2 separate regions of the Homo sapiens genome follow, and region 2 is linked to region 1. A link is a loop called in an ENCODE intact Hi-C map of the cell type or tissue named here. Cell type or tissue: sigmoid colon. All regions are shown on one strand.

What was found. Hi-C counts contacts between places; a loop is a spot of excess contacts. Peaks named below come from ENCODE experiments on the same cell type or tissue, not always from the same donor. Only the 100,000 strongest peaks of a DNase experiment are listed, where the experiment ranks them.
Region 2: a loop joins it to region 1, with 1.9 times the contacts of the local background. A loop is called at or near these places in 2 of 110 quality-filtered maps.

Annotation. Positions count from the first base shown.
Region 1 is chr12:104,786,209-104,794,208 of GRCh38, reverse strand. No RefSeq gene overlaps it. Among named protein-coding and RNA genes, the nearest start is that of SLC41A2, 170 kb to the left of the region's middle. In sigmoid colon, a CTCF peak has its summit at 3,513; DNase peaks (open chromatin) are centred at 1,448 and 3,468.
Region 2 is chr12:104,715,309-104,723,308 of GRCh38, reverse strand. The region is part of intron 2 of CHST11 (carbohydrate sulfotransferase 11); the gene reads right to left. Among named protein-coding and RNA genes, the nearest start is that of MIR3922, 130 kb to the right of the region's middle. RefSeq lists enhancers at 1-210, 2,152-2,201, 2,175-2,803, 2,862-2,951. In sigmoid colon, no CTCF peak of the experiment used is centred here; DNase peaks (open chromatin) are centred at 2,810 and 4,528; H3K4me3 peaks cover 796 bases; H3K27ac peaks cover 1,916 bases.

The sequences.
Region 1 (8,000 bases):
AGGCATAAACTTCAAAAAAATTGGTACTATATATTATAGTCAGCAAATTTATATTTTAAAGCTCATTTGATGAGTTAGGAAAATATTTATAAAATAATGTGTGAAAAATACTGAGTACAAAACTTTATCTGGAATGACACTAATTTTTTAAGACACCAAAATATTTTAAATGTTTTGCTCTGGATGATGTGATTATGGATTTTTTTTCTTTTTAAAACTCTTTTGTGCTGAACAAATTTTCAAAAATGAACCTGTTACTTTTATATTTATTTTTTGAATTACTTAATAATTATTACTTTTCTAGACAATAGATCCCCAGCTCAAATAGTAGTTAACTATTGTTTTGGGTCTTAAAAAATAAAAAAAGATTGATTTTTGTCCTGTTTAGTAATGAGTACCTAATGTTTTAAAAAAATGAACATCCTTTTTATTCTTACAGATGAGAGAAAACATTCTGTAGAAATGGAACGTTTTAGTACTTAAAGACACTGGGGTATTATTAGTAGGAAGAAATAGTGAATAAATATGGGCCTAGAAGAATAACATTTTTCTCCCTATCATCTGTTCTTTAGGCAAGTGATAATGTTATGCTAACATAGGCTTCTGACTTCTGGTAATTCCCACAGACAGCCTTCTCTGGTCCTTCTCCCAGATCACACACCAAATTCCGCGGGTTTGGCACAAAACCATTCATGTCTGGCTTACTACAAATCCATGCTGTCCAGCTCCACGAACTTGCCCAGAGGGCAGTTTCAGAGCTTCTCTCTTCCCACTCTTTCTCCTCCACTGCCCTCAGCAGGTGGTTCTGACTCCAGGGAGAAGGCTGAGGCCTCTGGATAAGCTTCCTCAGTAACTCCTTGTCCCTGCCTTGACATGCCCATATTGTTTCAAGCTCACCCTTCAACCCATCCATTTCTACCACATTTCCTCTCTTTAGCACCAGTGGCCCACTTCTCTGCTCCATCATATGCACAAGACTTCCTTGGAAGGGAAAGCCTCCATCTGACCTTACCAACACCATTCTACTCTTCTCCTCTTTAATTGTCAACTCTTGCACAAGAAGAGACTCCTGCCTCTTCTTCCTGGCCATTGCCTCTCTGCTTAGCACCCGACAGCCATGGCACAACTTAACTGCAAGGGAAGCTCAGAAATGTGGTCTTCCTGTGTGCCCAGGAAGAGGAAGAAGAAATGAAATTGAGTTTAACACATAGCATTTGTCTCCACTGCAGGACTTAAGACATTTTATTCGGATATTCAAGGAAGACATCACCCAGGAGGCTGAAGGGCTTGAGGCTATTTGAGAAACAGAAGAAAGAGAAACCCATGCAGCTAACAGACTCAGTCACTAAGTCACAATTCCAACTCCTCCTGGCAGAAAATCTAATGACTCATCTTTGGCTCTGGCTTCTGATCTGCTGTGGCCAAGTTAAGGAGCAGATATCACATGGTGATTGGACTGCCTCTTCCAGTGCCGTGAGTCCTCTCACAGAGAGGAGTAAGCGGAGAAAGAATGATTGGCACCTCTAGAGTACGCACCAAGCCAATCTGCAGATCACAGGGAAGGTGACCTGAAGGTTATTTTATGAACTGCTCAAGATAGAACAGAAACAACTTTGCCTTACACTTTACACATTACTTATCCAGGCACTTTCGGGAAAGTAAAAGTTGCAAAGTAAAGTTATATAACATAGAGTAAAATCCTAAAAGGTAGTCTACACACACACACACCACACACACACACACACAGAGAATGAATGCATGGAAAATATGTGGAAAGTGTTTCCTCAATGAATGACTTTTAAACTAATACCTCTCTTCTAGATTAAGACATGAAATACTCTTAGGTTGAATCCCTTTTCACCCTCAGATCAAAATGTCAGTGTCAATAGGCCAAAACCAGAGACTAGACTCAGCTCTAGACGTTTTGTGGGAATAAGAAGTAATGGATTCACCTGAATCTTGGTGAAGTCACCTGTATTCCATGAGTAACTCTGGGCCCAGGGTTGGGCAGATAGTAAAGTCCCATTTTAGGTTCAGCCTGCTTCAGGGCAGTGGTAAAACTAAAGTCTTTAAAAGCTGATTTCCAAAAGATCTTTTGCCTAAAGGCAGTAGTCAGGTAGTTTTGGGACGTAGTCTCTTTTGCCTTGACTTTCTATTTCTCTTAGTGAATTAACAGTTGATGTTTATATCATTCATTGGCATATTACTGTCATCCATGTAATTGTATGTGTCTGTGTCATGAAATTTGGACTTTATGCACACAATGATGTGCATCATATAAATCACCAGGAAGGTAAGTTAAGCTAAGTACTGCCTGGGATTTGTTACACAGTTCCTTTTGAAAGGACACCATCTGAATATGAGATTCTGTTGCTGCAGCTATAAATTAATATGTATGATGCAGGCATTGCAAAGTGTTTTTTAAGAAATTATTACTTGTGTTTTCATTGTTTGCCTTAATAGATTCTGCTTATAGCATTTCAGAAGTTGAATGTAACAGAAACATGAAATGCCTGTTTATAGAGTGGATAGGTCGTGATAGATGCTAATTGGATTTGGCATACTCTTGTGATTTCATATGGCTTAATATTAAAGAGACAGGTTTTATAGGGCGCCAATGCAAGTTGATCTAGGCCATGAGTGAAGTTAACAAGCGTTAATTAAGTGCCACGTGTGAAACCACTTCTGTTCTTAACACCGAGAGGACTCCAAAAGGATAAAATACGGTACTCCCAATGTTCATGGTAAATGATATGTGAGAGGGCCAAAGATTTATATATGAGAAAATTTATATCAGTTGTTGATAAGAGTGAAAATCATAAACAAACTAAATGTCCGGCAACAGAGAAATGGTTAAAAAACTATGGTACATAAAATTTGCAAAATAGGTATCATCATGCACAATCATCTTTTCCAAAAACATTTAATGACATGGGGGAAATTTTCCCAATATAATGGAAGTGAAAGAAGGCATGGCATATGCAGAGAAAGAGAGAATGCATAGAATATATGTGGAAAGTGTTTGCTCAAACAATGAGTGATTTTTAAACTAATACATCTCTTCCAGATTGTTTAGGAAATGAAATACTCTTAGATTGAATCCCCTTTTCACCCTCAGATCAAAAGGGCAGTGTCTATAGGCCAAAACCAGAGACCAGATACAGCTCCAGACCTTTGGTGAGAATGAAAAGTAATGGATTCACTTGAGTTTGCTGTGGACTGTCCTCCACCATCTCCCACCCAGGTATTTGAGAGAAGCAAAGAAAGTCACATAGGTTTATCAGTTTTCCTAAGTCAAAACAGAGAAACTGTGATACAACTCAGGGAGGAATAAGTGAATCCTCACAAAGCTCAGGTATATACTTTCAGACCCTATTTTGGAGAAAACAGCATCAGAGCTCACCCTTATCCAGACCCTTTCCAGCTCAACTCCCCGCCGCAAGCTAGAGGCCTCCTTCACTGAGACCGCGCTCGCTGCTGCCCCTGATGGCGTCAACAGAAACTGCGAGGCCAGTGGCCACGGAGAATCCACAGGTCGTGGAATTGAGGAGCACGTCGTCGTGAGCTATTTCTGCAGGAGCGAGTGGTAGTGTGCCCAAGGGAAAGGAAGAGGTTGGGGACACTAAGGGGAGAAGGCAGAAGTGGGAATAAGTAGGGTATAAGCGAGGGCTGCCTAGCACAGCGCTGAGGGCTTAGCCAGTGTTTCACACTCGCACATTAGAGTCACCTGAATCCCTAAAAGAAACATAGATGGCTCCACCCCACTTCAGATTAATTGAGTCAGCTGTGGGGCCTGGGCACCTCAGGGCCATAGTACAGAAGGAGAGAGCAGTGCGGTACAAGTTCAGTAAGTCAGGGACACGGCTGATCAGCTCCTGCCACCTCCCCGATTCAGCTTCCTGACAGCCCCTGGGGGATTGATTAAAGGACTTTCCATCCTCTTTGGGGGCGCCGTGTATGCCTGCTTCAGCAAAAGGGCCGGTGGGGAGGCTGGCCTCCCGTCCTACATTCACTGAACGACAGCAGCCCCTCACCTGAACACGGAGGGACATCCCTCTTCCCCTAAGGTGGCTTGAGACATGCTCTGGGGACAGAAATAAGAAGGGACTCCCAAAGGGCCCACACTGACTTTGAAGTGGAAGACTCGGGATGGGGCTCAGAAGAATGAAATATGCATTAAAAAAAAAAAAAAAAAAAAAAAAAATATATATATATATATATATATATACAATAAAATATATCTTGTATACATTTTATTGTCTGTATATCGTGATGTTTTGACTTCTTAAAAACCCATAAGAATGATACAATGGACTGTGGGGACTCCGGGGGAAAGGGTGGGAAGGGTGAGGGATAAAAGGCTACAAATTGGGTATAATGTATACTGCTTGAGTGATGAGTGCACCAAAATCTCACAAATCATCACTTAAGAACTTACTCAACTGGGCGAGGTGGCTCACGCTTGTAATCCCAGCACTTTGGGGGACCGAGGCGGATGGATCACCTGAGGTCAGGAGTTCGAGACCAGCCTGGCCAACATGGGGAAACCCCGTCTCTAATAAAAATACAAAAATAAGCCGGGCGTGGTGACGTGTGCCTGTAATCCCAGCTGCTTGGGAGACTGAGGCAGGAGAATCGCTCAAACCCAGAAGGCGGAGGTTGCAGTGAGCCGAGATCGCGCCACTGCACTCCAGCCTGGGCGACAGAGTGAGACTCTGTCTCAAAAAAAAAAAAAAAAAAAAAAAAACAACAACAACAACAAAACAAGTAACCAAATACCACCGGTTCCCCAAAAACCTATGGAATTTTTTTTTTAAAAAAGAAAAGAGGAAGGAACGCTGTCCAATTGCTTTATTTGGCAAAAATAAATAAATAAATAAAATAAACAAGTTCTTGTCCTATTAAAAAAAAACAACAGAGGAGATTCAAACAAAAAATCCTTCTGGGCTGGAGACAGGCTACTCTCTGGGGCTAGCCAATTCTTAGGGAAAGCAAAGGACTCAGCTGGGAGCATGTCTTTGATATGCCAACTAGCCACTCCAGAGCCACACCTCCTTCATCTGGCCTATACTTCCCAGGAGACAGTATTCCTTGGCTTTAGTCACCCCAGGGCCAGGTACTGGGCAACCAGGGACCACTCCTATAGTTTAGAGCCCACCAAAATTATTCAAACTAGCCAGTTCTAAACAGTTCAGCCTGCCCTTCCCAGGAAACCCCTGTAACCTCTGGCCTAGACTTTCCCCTTGCCCCTGCTTTCTGCCCCTTGATCATCCCATGTGGCTTCCCCATGTGACCCTGCAGGAGTGCCACACTTCCTGTTTCCAGAATCTGTGAATACAATAAACTGTTTTTTTCCTGAGCCTCTCCTGTGTCCTCTTGTGGCCACATCTGACTGACCATCACATAAAAGAACACAGAACAAAATATACATGTAATATGTAACTGCGTTTTTAAGAGATTGGAAGGAAATGTTCATTATCTTACAGTGAGATTTTAGATTATTTTCTCTTTATGCTTCTCTTTCTCAAATTGTCTGCAATGAACATGTATTATTTTTGTATTATTATTATTATTTTGAGATGGATTCCTGCTCTGTCCCCCAGGCTGGAGTTCAATGGCGTTATCTCGGCTCACTGTAACCTCTGTCTCCTGGGTTCAAGCGATTCTCCAGCCTCAGCCTCCTGAGTAGCTGGAATTACAGGCATGCACCACCACACCCAGGTAATTTTTGTATTTTTTTAATGGAGACATGGTTTCACCTTGTTGGCCAGGCTGGTCTTGAATTCCTGACCTCAGGTGATCCACCTGCCTTGGTCTCCCAAAGTGTTAGGATTACAGGCATGAACCACTGTGCTCAGCCTATTTTTGTATTTTTTAAAAAGCTGTGTGTCCTAGAAGAGAAAGAAACGTGCCAAAAGTGTGTTCTAAATGAGATTTTCAAATGAAGTTGGCTGTAGCGTTTACGACAGGGGATGTCAGGTTTACTTGTGGCACCCTCATTGCCCAGGCTACTGTCTATCACTATCATTAGTGATAAAACCATGTTGATTGATATCATCACAGGATAGTGATTTAAGGATTTAATGCATCCTTTTAAGGCGATTTTGGTGAGCAAGTGATCCTCTATATGACACCGCCAGAAGCATACAGGACGAGAGTTCTTCATTGCATTTCCCAGGCTTCCAAAACGTCTGCAGACATATATTGGGCAAATTATATTCTAACTTGTTCTATCAACTGTTACCCAGCTTGATATCTCCCTAAGACCTAGTGTGCAACAAAATATAGTAAATACAACTTCAATTGTGATGTTATGTCTGGCTACTGATCAGATTATTGGACTATACTATTTTTGGACCCAAACAAATCAACCACAACCTTTGAAATGCACCATAAGAAGTAAGATAGTGCCCTTGAGAATATTAACAGTAGGTGCCCCTGAAAGTAAAGGGCCAAATATAGGGACATTTCAAGCCCAGTCGACCAGGTAGATGGGGGTGACTTGTTCAGCTGAGGAAGACCTTGGCTCCTGGAACTACTAAATTCCAATGATAAATATCTTTCTTTAAGGGCATTTGAAGGATACAAGCCTATGTATTTTTATTTAGTATATCTTTCTGCCAACTTTTTTAAAAAAAGTATTATTTTAGAGACAGGATCTCTCTCTGTTGCCCAGGCTGGTCTCCAACTCCTGGCCTCATGTGAGCCTCCTGCCTCAGCCTCCCAAAGCCCTGGAATTACAGGTGTGAGCCACTGTGTCTGGCCCCCTCTTTCAGTCAATTTTTTGTTGGGTAAACTGAATGCTTAATTCACTATACCCAACAAAATTTATGTTTATGTTTATACAATTATGTATTAATTTTGTGTTGCCTTGGCATCCATTTTAAATACATTAGACTTTCTCATACCAGAAGCAGGGCTCAGTCATTCCTGACACTATTTCCAGTCCAACTCCCTGCCGAGTTCCTCAATGTGCCCCATCCAGATATCTGCCTTATACAACTGCTCCCTAGTGACCACTTCCCCATGGGACAGCTAGATGCAGCCTGCTTGACTGGCCCCACTCACTCTTACACCCCACAGAGACTGTGCAGATCTGCCATAGTGACCATGTATCAGTTATTGTGTGACCTGGAACTTGTGCCTGCTTGGTTTAAACCCAATTAAAACTCCGTGCAGGAAACCTGTTTGGATAATGCCCAATACCCAATAAAGGCATTGGCCCATGGGTCTCTTTTTTCTCTCCCTGCCTGTGCTGTCTGACCTCCCTGTGTGGCCTCTAGGCATGCCATGTCCCGCCCAAGGACCTGTAAGTAATACAGTCTTTATTTCCATCTTGTAGTTCTCCTAATCATTGAAGGATGCTCTCATCTTAAAGATCCTAAATCAAAGAAATGGGGAAACACCAATAGGGTTAATTTTGAGTTTCAATTCAAGCATATTATGAAGTATTCCACATGAGGAAGAATTTTAGACTTCTTGGTCGTTTATCCAGAGGCTAAATTCAGATTAAGAAGCTTTATTAAGCCCCAATTATGAATGTGGCCAAAGGAAAAATGTGGTTAGTGGCCTCAGAGGAATCAGCACATTAACCATCTTGCAGAAATTTAAAACAATTCTGTCTGGGTTAATGGATACAATTAACACCAATAGACACCGTATGTAAGTAACTGAGGCTATTTAACGCAGTTATTGACTATACAAATCTCTGCACTGTGGATTAAGCAGTCTCACAATTCGTTAGAGAACGTAATTAGCAAGACTTTATTAAATGTCATTATTGGCTCCAGAGCAGATTTGTATGAGAAACACCTAGGTAGGTAGTTTTCTGAGAAGAATGCTTAAATGACCATCATTTCAATGCTTGGTTTTAAGTGGGTAAATATGTATCTTCAAATACAAATTGTTTACTAAATTCAACTTAAATTTCAGCGTATCCTTTCTCCCCACTTCTCTCCAATCTTCACTGGCCTTCATTTCTCCCACCACATTAAATGGAC
Region 2 (8,000 bases), 71 kb after region 1:
GGCAAGTCGGCAGCCTCTCTGTTTTCTCATCAGCGATTTTAAGACAGGAATGAGTTAAAACAAAGGGCTCACAGCTGTATTAGGGATATCGTGAGTATTAAATACAGTCCTTGAGGGGCCCAGCTGCCGTTGTTGTCATTGTTGTTAATACTGCTGACTGCTATCATGACTCCCAGGGGAGGTGATACTACGCTCACACCACAGATCAAAAAACTGAGCCACAGGGCCTCAGTCCTGAGGCAGGACTCAGCCAGGCATGTCAGGCTCCTGTCTGGGGTAAGTGGGTCTGACAGGGCACGCCAGCACCACCCCCCTGAGAACTGAGGGACAAAGGCCAAGAAAGTCATTAGCCTTCCCCTAGACACAGAGCAGCCTTCCCGTAGGACACGTGGGTTTGTCTGTGCAGGTTTGAAATCCTTAGGAAGTGACACTTATGAGCGTTCTGGAAAGGTGTGATCCCCATCTCAGCCTCACAAAGGTCTTGGCTCACTTTGATGATGTTTCACTGCCAGGGCCTTTGAGAAAGTCTCCCCTCACCTCCCCCCAGGTATCAGCAGGAAACAGAAAGATGACCTGCAGGGGGATGGGGCCTTGTTTTCTTTGGACACTCTTTCCAGCAACGACTCCAGACAGCAAGGCTGGAAGAGAGAACCAGATCACAGGAAGGAACAGGTGCCAGGCTACGTCCACCATAGCCCGTCCTCTTCCACAAGCAGAAACGATGACGTGTTAGAAATAAAACTCATCCTCACCATTTTTGAACGTCTGCAAAGGCACAATTCATCCACTTTACAGAGGCACTTACACTGTGTTTCAGAAAACCAATCTACCTCATCTAAGTACTGCAGTTCAGTCAATATACAAAATATACTAAAAACCACGGTTAGGGCAGTGCTGAGTTTGGGCATCACACTTAGTTTGTGCTTCCCAGTAGCCAAGGTATAAAGAGAAATATGATGGATTATGAAAACTTTTACCTCTGATGAAGTTAAAAACACACCAAATTGGCCAGGCACAGTGGCTCGCATCTGTAATTCCAGCACTTTGGGAGGCTAAGGCGGGCAGATGGCTTAGCCCAGGAATTCAAGACCAGCCCAGGCAACAATGGTAAAATCTCATACACACACACACACACACACACACACACACACACTTAGCTGAGTGTGGTAGTATGCGCCAGTAGTCCCAGCTACTCCAGGGACTGAGGGGAGCGGATGGTTTGAGCCTGGGAGGTCCAGGCTGCAGTGAGCTATGACTGCATCACTGCACGCCAGCTTGGGTGACAGAGCAAGACCCTGTCTCAAAAAAACCCCCCAAAACCAAACAGGCAAACAACAACAAACCCACAGAGAATTTAGAGGTGGGACGTGGATCTGAGTTTAAACTCCATCACTTGCAGACAGTGCAACCTCAGGCAATACCTTAACTTCTTATTTCCTTGTTTATTAGTCTCAGTAATATCTCAGAATATTGGGGGAATCGCCTGAGCCATGTATGTGGCAGTGCTTTGAAAATTATACAATATCTTCCAGAAATCTGACTTATCATGGAGTATTTATAGTGGTTCTTTCAGTGAAACGATCTATTTTTTTTTCTATGCTGGTTGTGTTCTCTTTGAGGTGGCTCTGAAAACGTTTGTTCACGTAACTCCTTATACCAGGGACGCTGTACAATAGGAAGGACAGTAGTCACACCCCATTTTGAGCACTCATTCTCTATCAGGCGCAGGGGTACACTTGCCTGAGTTTGAATGAGTTGAGCACACTGTCTAACCCATGGCACCTTCACAGACATTCCGGGATAGAAATACCATTAGCATTCCTATTTTGCAGAAGAGGAAGCTGAGGCACAGAGATACATGAACCGATCTGACTCTCTTTCCCATAAAGGTGGCACAGACGGTCAGAGACAGTGAGCCAGTGGGGCCCTGGACCCATGTGGGATTAAAGGCTCTATGCTGAAGGCACCATTCTGAGGTAGCTCTGGTGTGTGTGTGGCTGTGTGTGTCTGTATCTGTGTGGGAGAGAAAGAGAGACACAGAGATAAGCCCCACCAGAGACTTAAGGGCTCAGAGAGCACCAGGGACCCACAGCCCTACTCCTTAAATCTGTGATGCCTGATGAGATGGGGATGGGGATGGGGCCAGGCCCAAACCCAGCTTCTGGCTTTAGGGTTTGCTCTTGCATTAAATTCCCCTTGGTTTCAGCACCACAGGGTGGGTTTCAGTCTTTTGTAAGCAAACATTTCTCAGGGAAGTCATGAGTCTTCCTTTAGAAAAACCAAGGAAGCCAGCTTAGCCGAGGACCAGCCCCGGCCCTGGAGCAAACGCTGCGGGGCACATGAGATGGTTTCTCCGCCCTTCCTACATCCACGACCTCTCAACCTTGCTCCTCTGAGCCCCAGAATTCCAGGCTCACTAGGAGAGGTGAACGGCGTCTATAAGACGTGCTGTCATTTTAAAAGTCCCAAAGCAGCAGCGACTGGTCCACGGTAGACGACATTTCCTGTTTTTGTGAACTTGTTTTGTTTTTTTTTCAAATTAGATTTCTACTCACTGATCCTCTCCATTTTTTTTTTCCCCTTTTTAAAATCAAACAGCAGATCAAAAGAAAAGCAACAGAAAGCTCGTGGTGTTCCTCTGCCTCAAAGGCCAAACGTCTGTGGGTTTTTTGTCTTGGCTGCCGACCGCAGCACGTCACACTGTTTGAAATTTGCAGCTGCGATCATTTATCTTCAGGGGACAGGGGTGGTAGGTGGCCGTGGTCCTGGGGAGACCCCGGGAGACCCTCCCAGCGCATGACATGAGTGTAGCTGCCGTCCAGCCCTAGGTCCTGTCTTCCTGGATGAGGAAATACCGTGCGGGGTCTGGAAGGGGAGGCTGCACGCAGCCCTCAGGGAGAGACACAGCACCAAACGCCTTGGACGCCATGAGTCCCAGCCCTGCCTCTCACGATCGTGAGGCTGTGGGGAGCAACTCGGCCTTCCTCAATTCCAGTTTCTTCATCTGTAAAAAGGGAAAATCCTGGTACCCACTGCATAAGATTGAGGATAAAATTAGACTCTGCAGGTAAAATGCTTGGCACACAGTAGACTCTCAAGACATGGCAGCTGATGCCAGAGTCGGGGAGCTGTCCTGCCTGCAGGGCAGTGTTTCAGGAGGAAGCGTGCTTCTTGGGGCTCCGGATGCCGCCAGCAATGTTTACGAAACTAGACAAGTCCACTTATTCAATTTACAAAAAGCAACATGTTTACAAGCCCCTCCATAGCTTTGGATCTAAAGGCGGAAAAGTGCCTGGACACCAGCGTTAGTCTGGAGAGAGGGAATTCTTCTCAGGAGCCACGGAGCAGGGACCCATTCCTAAACCATTCCCGCTTTTCCTCCAGGAAATGGGTGCAAGACAAGGAAAGCCATGGCCTGGATTGTTACGTAGAAGCAGCTGGGACACAGTGTTCCCTGGGGCATCTGGGGACAGTGGTGCCTGTAACTGTCCCCTGGCCATGGGGTGCAGCCCCCGCCACCCCTCCCTGAGTGCCCAGGGCCAGTCCATCCTCCATGCCACAGCCAGGGCCGGCTGGCCATGCCCCAACTCCTCATTCTGAAGAACACTGAAAATAAAGAGGGGTCCCAGCTAAGAGGGGGTGTTTATAACTTGAAAAATGCTGATAACGCCAGCCAGTCATTTGCCCTGAAGTAGGTAATAGCTAGAGCAGCATTTCTTAGAATTAAAAAAAGACTATGAATAGATAGTTATGCTGTGTCTGCAGTCAGGGCCCTCCAATTAATGGCAGGAAGCCTATGTTTCTGTCGGACTGCAGCCTGAGCCCTGTGTGCGTGCACCTGTGCACGAGAGAGACAGAGTGAAGTGGGCAAGGGGAGCGTGGGTGGATGGTGTGTTGACTTCCAGAACTTCGGATCTCAGGTGGTCACCTAGAAATCCAATTGATGGGAAAGAACATGATTTCCTACTTGTAAGCCAACATGGCATTTCTTTATGCAAGCCCCTTATCTAGAAAGAGATGCTGGTGTCACTACAAAGGGACATGGGGACTCCAGAACTCAACCCTGGCCCACTGAGCATGTATTCAAGCTGGGGAGGCAAGAGCTGTCAGCCTAGAAGACAGTACGTTGCGGAGTGTCTGCTTCCGGGCGTCACCATTCTGGAACCATAGCCACCAAGGCAGAGTCCTGGGGGCCGCGCCTGCAGCCCAGCCCTCACCCAGCAAGAGAGGGAAGGATGAGGAGGCTGGGTTTACTGTGCCCCATTCTGTACCCTCAACCTAAGTGGCCGTTGATCCTCCAAAGGAGAAATGCATTGGGGTTCCATGCACCCTGGAAAGTCGGAGAACCTTCCCCGACAGAAGCTCCTTTCCTGCAATTTACTGTTCAAGCCTTCAGTAACTTCTGCCTTGCTCCTCAAGAACCTCCCTTGTCTTGTTTAATTTAGACCTGGGCAGTAATGAGGACTGTGTCGACTCCACTCTCGTCCACCGGAATGAAATTTTTCATTAAGGAGTTCCTGGGAGACTGGCCAAGTTTACTCTCGCAAGCATTGCATCTGCCTGCTTGCTGCAGTCTTCAGGCTGGCTGGCTAAATGACAGTCCTGGGTGGCAGGGAGGAGACGCCCCCAATTTCAGTTCTAAAGTAGGAGTGATTGCTTACCTCTATGGGGGGCCTGGGGAACTACAAACAATCGCCACTCCTCAAAGGGACTGCAGGTGGCAGGGAGTGTTTTGAAAATATTCATTTTCTAGAAATTCATTCTTCATTAGTAACACACGGAAGGCAGTGTGATGTGGAGAAAGAGCCCAGGCAGCTCACTGAACAGCTGAGTGACACTGGGCTGGCCACACAATCCTTGTCAGCCTCAGTCTCCGTATCTAAGCAGTAGGGATTCAAACGAAATTCCGTCCTCACCTGGTGGTTGTGCAGCTGCAATGGAACAATGTGCGTGAATGGTAGAGAAGTAGGAGGTCAAGCCAGGAAAGAGAGAAGATTCTGGAGTCCAACTCCCTGGGTTCAAATCCCACTTCTGCCACTGACAGACTGTGTGGCTTCAGGCAAGTCACAAAACCCCTCTGTACCACAGCTGTCTCATCTGTCAAATGGGGCTGACAACTGAAACTACTTCAAGGGACTGTCATGAGAATTTAGTGAGGGAATGGGCATCTCATGCTTGGCAAAGTACCTTTCGCATAGTAAGTGCTCAATAAAGATGGGCCCAGGAGTGGGGCCGCTGCTGAATGCAACCAACGCTGGCACGTGGGAGGGGCTCCATGAACAAGTCCTGATTCTGCATCTGGGCTACTGCCCTATTGTCTTTTACTTTTATTTATTAATTTAATTAATTAATTTATTTTGAGACAGAGTCTTGCTCTGTCGCCCAGGCTGGAGTGCAGTGGCACAATCTTGGCTCACTGCAACCTATGCCTCCTGGGTTCAAGCGATTCTCCTGCCTCAGCCTCCCAAGTAGCTGGGATTACAGGCGCCCACCACCTTGCCCAGCGAATTTGTTGCTGTTGTTGTTGTTGTTTGTTTTGAGGCAGAGTCTCACTCTGTCACCCAGGCTGGAGTGCAGTGGCGTGATATCGGCTCACTGCAACCTCCGCCTCCCAAGTTCAAGTGATTCTCCTGCCTCAGACTCGAGAGTAGCTGGGACTACAGGCGCCTACCACCACACCATCTAATTTTTGTATTTTTAGTAAAGACGGGGTTTCACTATATTTGCTAGGCTGGTCTCGAACTCCTGACCTCATGATCCCCCTGCCTCGGCCTCCCAAAGTGCTGGGATTACAGGTGTGAGCCACAGCGCCCAGCCTATTGGCCTTTATTGAGGCTTGTCTTGCTGGCACTTATGACCATCCCCGGAAAATGACTAAAAAAATCCCTGAAGCCTGGAGCCATGCAATTCAGAAAGAGATACCATGAAGACCTACTGAAGGAAGCGCTGGTCTAAGTCCTTTCCCTCTCAAAATGGTTTTGGGGCAGCTAAATGGAGAATTCCTTCATTCACTTTCCCATCTTCCTGACTAACTGAAAATCCCTGTGGTTGGAAGAATAACCTCCCGCTCTTCCTGCATCCAAGATGTCCACATCCTAACCTGCAGAAGCTGTGAATACGTTATGTTACATGGCAAGGGGGAATCAAGGTAGCAGATGGAATTAAGGCTACTAATCATCTGACCACAAAATAAAAAGATTAGCCTGGATTATGTGGGTGGGTCCTGTGTAATCTGTAATCACAAGGGTCCCTTAAACGTGGAAGAGGGAGGCAGGGGATTCAGTGATAAGATGCAAGAAGGACTTGACTGGCCATTGCCGGCTCTGAGGATGGAAGCATGTCATGAGCCAAGGAATGAAGGTGGCCCCCGAAGCAATAATCCCCTTGATTTGATTTTAGCCAGTGAGATCCACATCAGATTTCTGAGCCCCAGAACCATAAGATATAAATGTGTATTGTTTGAAACCATTAAGTTTGCAGTAATTTGTTACAGCAGCAATAGGAAACTAAGATAGTACCAGATGATTCCTTCGTCTTCGAATCTAAGGTAAATTCTGGGCCTGTGAAGCCCTCCGTGGATGAGCAGCATTCACAGACCCTGCCCCTGCCTCCCCCAGGCACGTTGGGAGCGATCACGTATGTGTTTGCTCATGCATCCTTCATGTATTCAGCAAATATTTCCTGAGAACTTTCCTTGGGACACAGCAATGAAGAAGACAGGCCATCCCCTGCCCTCATGGCACTCACAGCCAAAAGTGGACACTAATTTACGACAGGTATGGATGCGAGACGATCATAGAAACACTCTTCTGTACTTACTACGTGCATGGCAATGTGCCATATATTAATTCGTTTACTTCTCACAATACTCATGAGGAAAGGAACATTATCATCCCCATTTCACAGATGAGGAAACTGAGGCATAGAGTGTTTGCATGAGGTGCTCATGGTCACACAGCTGGGTGGGGGTAGACTCAGATTTGGAACCCAGGCAGTGCTTCCATCACTATACTATGCTGCATCTGAAATGACAAGGGATGGGGGCCATCCCAGAGAAGAAGGACGGTGTGACTCTGGCCTCTAAGGTTTCTCTCTACCCTAAAGGAAGGGAGTCCCCATTTAAAGCAGATGTCTGCGACATTGGCTCTGGGGCTGATATTCAAAGGGCTAAATATGACAGAGCCCTTGGCACCCCGTGTGCAGACACAGCACCACCAGATCCACCCAAGCTAGGGGCTTGAGCTATACCTTTCTCTGGGCTTGGCACAGACCCCAGGCCTGGGCTGGAGCTGAGCCAAGCCGAGCCTGCTGACAGTCAACAGGCCTTTACTGACTGTTCATTCTCTGCAGCACACGGCTGTCCATTAAACGCGGATCTAATACTGCTATAGGTCAGGTTAGCTCATCGAGAATGCACAGGGTGATGCTCTCTCAACGAGAGAAAGGCGCGACACACACGAGCTCATTTATTCCAACAACAGCCTGCAGCCCCAGAACCCTTTCATCCCTGAGCGATATCCCCCAGGGGTGGGGACAGCAAGGTGGCAAGGCTTCCTGTCAGGGGGAGGGGAGTCACAGGAGCCTAAGCCGGGAGGGGCTGGTGCATGTGGGGGCCCTCCTGGGAGTTAGGGCAGCAGCATCCTTTGGCAGCCAGGCAAACCCTGGCCTGGGTCCATTTCCTCTACCTGTACCTCTCTAGCTGGGTGACCTACAACATGCTCCTCTGGATGTCCAAACTTGCACATCTATAAAGTGAGGACTTATAATAGTACCTCCGTATCGCTGGGAGGATTGAGACAATATAAAGTGTTTAGCTTGGCAGCCGGCACTTAATAATCACATGATTATGTCATGCAGGGTCTTATTTAATCCCTTCCAGTGGCTCTGAGAGAAGTAACCGTTACTGTCTTCATTTTTATTTTTTATTGTGTTTTTGAGACAGAGTCTCACTCTGTCACCCAGGCTGGAGTGCCGTGGCATGATCTCGGCTCACTGCAGCC